Regions from separate parts of the Mus musculus genome. Here region 2 is linked to region 1. Evidence: chromatin loops called from intact Hi-C (ENCODE). Cell type or tissue: heart. All regions are shown on one strand. Each heading gives the region's core, and the rest is flanking DNA. Links, peaks and the distances in the headings are about the cores only. Region 1 holds the start of Dock3 (dedicator of cyto-kinesis 3). Region 2 holds the start of Mapkapk3 (mitogen-activated protein kinase-activated protein kinase 3).

Evidence for each region. Peaks named below come from ENCODE experiments on the same cell type or tissue, not always from the same donor. Only the 100,000 strongest peaks of a DNase experiment are listed, where the experiment ranks them.
Region 2: it touches region 1 in a loop (2.4-fold over the local background); 29 of 42 quality-filtered maps call a loop at or near these places.

What each region holds. Positions count from the first base shown.
Region 1 is chr9:107,229,592-107,232,500 of GRCm38, reverse strand. It overlaps Dock3 (dedicator of cyto-kinesis 3), which reads left to right and starts at 592. Exons shown (of 53, transcript NM_153413.2): 1 at 592-1,029. The coding sequence starts at 993. In heart, for the core only: a CTCF peak has its summit at 1,191 (motif pointing right); DNase peaks (open chromatin) are centred at 520 and 1,090; H3K4me3 peaks cover 1,272 bases; H3K27ac peaks cover 667 bases; H3K27me3 peaks cover 1,678 bases.
Region 2 is chr9:107,288,444-107,291,352 of GRCm38, reverse strand. It overlaps Mapkapk3 (mitogen-activated protein kinase-activated protein kinase 3), which reads left to right and starts at 1,476. Exons shown (of 11, transcript NM_178907.3): 1 at 1,476-1,828; 2 at 1,957-2,233. The coding sequence starts at 2,009. In heart, for the core only: a CTCF peak has its summit at 1,369; DNase peaks (open chromatin) are centred at 1,512 and 2,492; H3K4me3 peaks cover 1,515 bases; H3K27ac peaks cover 1,192 bases.

The DNA of each region.
Region 1 (2,909 bases), core at 214-2,713:
GGTACACAACTAGATATAATTGGGAAAGGAAAGACTTCTTGAACATGAAGGCCGCTAAGCTTGTTCAGGCCACACACACACACCACAGCAGCCAAGTCAACAAAAGAACTCAGGAGGTGTTAGAAGCCTTGGCCTATATGCGGCATCCTAGGAGCCCAAGAACCCCCTGCACATCACTCAGTTCCTTTGAAGCGATGATCCCATTCTGCCAGCTTCTCCCTCCCGTTACTCCCTGAGCCCCGGGATGGCAGAAGAGGACCTTTCAGAGGATGTGGCTGTGATAGCAATGTGACAACGACATGAGTTTAATAACGATGTCCCCATTTTTACTGGTTCTCCTCTCTCTGACAAGAGGTGGAGCGGCCATCTCAGTACGCCTGGCATGAGACACCGTGGCCTTCCTCACGCAGGACCACGACCCCGTTCTGCGGTAGCTGCAGCCAAAGGCTCTGTTGGGGGGGGGGCGGAGGGAGTTGGCCTCCCGGGCCGGGCTATCCAATCCCTTCTCGCAGATTTCCCTCCGCTGGCCCGCAGCGGCGTCTCGTGGATTCGCGCGCGGGCTCGGGCGGGCGGCGCGAGCCCGGGTATTGCGAGCCCCCGCGCGCCAGGGAGCGGCGCATGCGCGGGCGTCCCGCGAGCCCGCTGAGGCGATCCGAGCCGCGGCGGCGCCGGGAAGCCAGCGACGGAGCTGTGAGGGACCGAACGGCGGCGCGGGGACGGTGGAGACGGACAGGTGGTGAGCCCTCGCCCGCGTCGCCAGGGGCTCCTCGGCCGCCCGTGGAGTCTCGCGGTCGGTCAGGACGTGGCATCCGGCGGTGGCGGTGGCATCCCGGACGGCCTGTGAGGGATGCGCCGCCTACTGCCCCGCGCCGCCTGACCGCCCCCGCCTTGCCTCGCGGTGCGCCACAGCCGGGCCCGCGGCCGCCCCTGCGGCCGTCCCCTGCGAGCTGTCACCCAGCCGCCGCGCCCGCGGGGCTGCGCCCGGCCCGGCCATGTGGACCCCCACGGAGGAGGAGAAATACGGCGTAGGTAGGTGAGGCTGGGGCCTGGCAGCGGCGGGGGCTCGGGGGCACGTGCCCAAGTCCCGGGCCCCGCCTCGATTGCTGCTGCCCCGGCTCCTCCGCCCCTGCCCGCACACTGTGCGGCCTCGGCGCGGGGCGGGTGCGGTACCAGCGCGGGGATGGGCCCGGGGCTCTGGGTGCGGGAGGGCGGCAGGGGGCGCTGGCGGTGCGGCCTCAGCAGGTGCGGCGGGCGGGCGGGCGGGCGGGCGAGCGGGAGGGGCCGCAAGGCCGGGGCAGTTGCGGGAGGTTTGTGATGTGAGGCGCTGGACAGTTTACCCAGGAAGATGCATCTTCAGCAGTCAAAACCTTGATTTTAGTGAATTTCTGCACCAAGGTTGATGAGCCCGATGGTTGTTTATTTTCCGATTGGAAGCTTACAAAAAAGGATGCAAAACGTTGACCTCATTCGCTCAGTCTAAAATGATGCAGATCTTTATTTTGCTTTAAGGGTTAGAAATAGTTCCTCTACTACTGTGGGAATTGTTTTGGACATACATCATTGTTAAAGTTTAGTGCATTTTGCTGACATTTTTTAAAAAAACAAATCTGTTTTCAAATGAGAACGATACTCCTTAGTTTCTTCTTAAACTGTTAGGTGAAACTCCCGAAGGTTAACGATTTCTTTTAATATTCCATTTCTTTAAAAAAAAATTCAGTTTTTAAGGGACTGAGTGTTTTATCTTTACAATGTTAGTATTTCGTGGCCAGCCACTTTACATCATTGTAAATAACCTATTGGATTTGGTTACAAATATTTAAAATGTGGAGTGTGCAGGGTTTTTTGTTCTTAGCTTGTAATGGAAAATTTTAGAAAATGTATAGGAAGTATATTGCTTAAAGGCAAATTATTATTTCAATCAATGCAACAGTTCTAACAGCATTTCCTTAATAATTCATTATAAAGAAACTTTGTAAACCGCAGTGGTTTTGTAAAGTGCAATCGTTTTGTAATACCATCAGGCAAGGTATGTAAAAATACTGTTTATAGTAGAGGGGCCCTCTATCTTCTTCTGAAAACTAACATTCTAAAGTTTATAATTAGCTATGCTACAGAGGACCTGGTAAAAGACCCCAAGTTCTAGAGTCTTTTGAAAAGGAATTAGGAAATGGTGCACAGGCCAGGATTCACCCCTAGGGACTCTTTTACCTTTTCTATTTAAAGCATTCCTTGAATACTAAGTTGCTACTGTGAAATGAGGAGTTGATGGTTCTTCTGCTATCAGAACTACTTAATTAGAATAACAAACAATCAGTGTGAAAGTGGTCAGCTGTCCAGTGGTACTTGATAAATTTTTCCCTTCTGGGGAGGAACTCTCAAGTAATGCTGATAGTGGGATTCAGAGTGCTGGCTTCTTTTTTACTGGTGCTTTGGGAAAATTATGTAAATAATTTTCTTAATGTGTAAATGAGGGCTCGTGTTAACATATCTTACAGGGTTGTGAAAACCAAACAAGTACACACTAAGTAGTTTGTAAATGTTAATCTCCCCATTAATACTTAGACAGTGATGACACTATATAATGGTGTGTTAGTTCTGAGTCTGGTAATTCAAAGCAATCAGATGGAATGAGATTAGCTTTAGAAAAAATTGTCATTCCCTGCAGAGGAGCATAGGATTGCATACACCTTAGATCTTAAATGGCCTGTTGTTACTCTGACGATAGTTTCTTTGTAGCTGTGGTCTGGTATAATTTTGATGCTTTCTTTCTTTCTTTCTTTCTTTCTTTCTTTCTTTCTTTCTTTCTTTCTTTCTTTCTTTCTTTCTTTCTCCTCTTCTTCTTCTTCTTCTTCTTCTTCTTCTTCTTCTTCTTCTTCTTCTTCTTCTTCTTCTTCTTCTTCTTCTATAAA
Region 2 (2,909 bases), core at 270-2,769, 59 kb before region 1:
GGAGAAGACAGTTACCAATTTCTAAGGAGACAAGCTACCCATGAATAATTGCAGTGCTCTTCCCGAGTGGTTATCAGGAACCTGGATGCAGTTGTACAAATAGAAGGGCACCAATTTTCTGTTGGCCACTGACAGTTGCAGAGTGCAGCCCAGGCATCTTTGTGTGTGTTGTGGTGGAAGGCCGGACACAGCCTCCTTTGGGTGGGACAGAGGTCCGGGTGGCTGCAGTTCTGAATATAGTCTGTAGATGGCAGCAGAGACCTGCTCAGAGGGCTTGCCTGTGGCGCCGCCTGCTCTGTAGACTTGTGGGAAAGTTGGCTCAAAATATCTATGATAGGCTAAAAGGTGAAGGTCTAAGTGCAGAAGGGAAAAATTTAAAGCGAATAGAGGAATTGGATGGAAGAAATGGATTTTAATGTTAAGGCTGATTGATTGAGCCGGGCGTGGTGGCGCACGCCTTTAATCCCAGCACTTGGGAGGCAGAGGCAGGCGGATTTCTAAATTCAAGGCCAGCCTGGCCTACAGAGTGAGTTCCAGGACAGCCAGGGCTACACAGAGAAACCCTGTCTCAAAAAACCAAAAAACAACAAAAACAAAACAAAAGATTGATTGGTTTTTCGAGACAGAGTTTCTCTGGCTGTCCTGGAACTCTCTTTGCAGACCAGGCTGGTTCGAACTCACTGAGGTCCGTCTTTTTCTGCTTTCAGAGCGCTGGGATTAAAGGCATAGGCCACTATGCCCAGCTAATTTTATTTTTTAAAAACATAGCCTCACGATGTAACCTAGGTTAGCCTCACAATCCTCCCGCCTAAGCCTTCCTCGCGCTGCAATTACAGGTGTTCATCACCATGGCCAGAACTTGAACTTTTATTAGTTGAGATTCTTAGAACCTAAAGCTCAAATCACGAGGTGAAAAGTTGATGCAGCTGACCAAATGGGAAATCGAGATTTCTGATTCAAGAGCGTCCCAAGTGTGTTCAACTTACGGCTACGGGCTGTAAGTGGTCCAGGGAAGTATGAATGTGGCCCAATACATTTATTTGGAATGACAAGTGAATTGCAAAGTCAAAAGGTTAGTCAGGAAGTGCATAGAAAGGAAAGCTAGCCAGTTGTTAGACAGATGCCCTAAACCAGGAAATGAGTGGCGGGTTAGACAACAACATGCCAATTCCCAGGGCACGCTGACTAAACATTCAAAAAGTTGAATTCTGAAACACTTAGCTACCTGGAAATTTTGGGAGTCTAAAACGCCCCCTGGCAGCTAGCAAAAAGAACACTTCACTCAAGAGCCCGCAAGAGAAACAAAATGTCTTGCGCTGTAACTTTTCTAGATCACAGATAAAATCCGAGGAGGCTGGTACAACAGTTGAAGGAGCTCCTAGCGGTGTCCCAGGGCGCTGCGAAAGTTACAGTGAACTTGACGAGGCCACGCCCCATTTTGTCTCGACTCAGAGGCGGAGTCTGCCAGGGGCTCTGCCCTGGCCTGCCCAACCCGGACTAGCCTGGCCCTTTAAGGTTGACCTAGCGGGGCCCCAAGTCTGAATGACGCGACGAGAAGCGGGGGTGGGGGGTCACGTGGGACGCGGGCGGCGAGACTCTGGGTCCAGGGCTCCGGTCCTCAGCGGACTCCAGGGATCACTATCTCTTGCCCACTCTCGCCTGCACCATGATTTTCGTGTAGTGCTTTGCCACCAAGTGCGCCTTCGCCTGGTCCGCCTTTCTTGGGTCTCTGTATGGCTGGTTCTCAAGACCTTGTTGCTATACAGCGCCGGACTCCTTCCTAATTTGACACGTGCCTGGGCTGAGGGATCACCTCCCCCTGCTGTACGTAAGTACTCTCAGGCAGTTTCCAGCTTGTCTTGGGCCAGGAGCCCAGTCAATCTAGTTCTGGAGAAACCAAAGCTGGGGTGTGTCCAAAAAGTCCCGGTGGGGAGTGACTCTTTCCCTTTCCTTCAGGTGCCTCTGGACGCGCCAGGCTGGGGCTACCTCCGAGCGCCCCGTGGGGGCCATGGATGGCGAGACAGCAGGGGAGAAGGGGAGTCTTGTGCCCCCGCCAGGTGCGCTCGGCGGGTCCGCCTTGGGTGGTGCTCCGGCCCCAGGTGTGCGACGGGAACCCAAGAAGTACGCGGTGACTGATGACTACCAGTTGTCCAAGCAAGTGCTGGGTCTGGGTGTGAACGGCAAGGTACTGGAGTGCTACCATCGGCGCTCTGGCCAGAAGTGTGCCCTGAAGGTTAGTGACCCATCTCTCTGAGGGCTAGGGTGACATGGAGGGTCCAACAGCAGAAACCTGTGGATGTATCTGTGTCCGGGGTCTCTATTAAACATCTACACATGGCATCTTGTTTTATTTTCAAACTCTTCCTCTAGCGTCAGACTCGTGGTCCTCTTAGCCTCACATACACGGAAACAGGCTGACCTACCTAAACTGAGGGTGTGTCCCAAAGAGCGAGGGGAGGAGTCAATGTGAGTAGAGCTGTTGTACCCGGAAGGCAGGAGGGTGTGGCTGTGCGCTCTGGTTCTGGCTTGGGCTTTGTGTTTAGGCCCAAAGGATGCTCTTAAATTCTTAGTTATCCCCTGCAGGTAGCTCCTTCTATGGGGATGCGGCTAAGTTTTCCTTAGGCTCAGTGCAGGGTTGTCCTCCTCATGGCCCCTGCCCGCTGAGGTGGGACCATGAGCCTCTTAGGGTGTTTTTTGACTACTGGGCCCCTTGAGTTGAGTTGGTGGCCTCTTGTGGAAAGGGGCAAGCTTTGCTCATAAGCTGACCCACCCTGGACAGACGATGGAGAACCACTTATCACATCATATTCAAGGTTCCCTAGAGGTATGGCACAGTGATGTGGGTGGGGTGGGGGAGTGGCTTGGAGTAGTTGATCTCACTACTAGAATCTGGTTCGGGCACGTGGCGC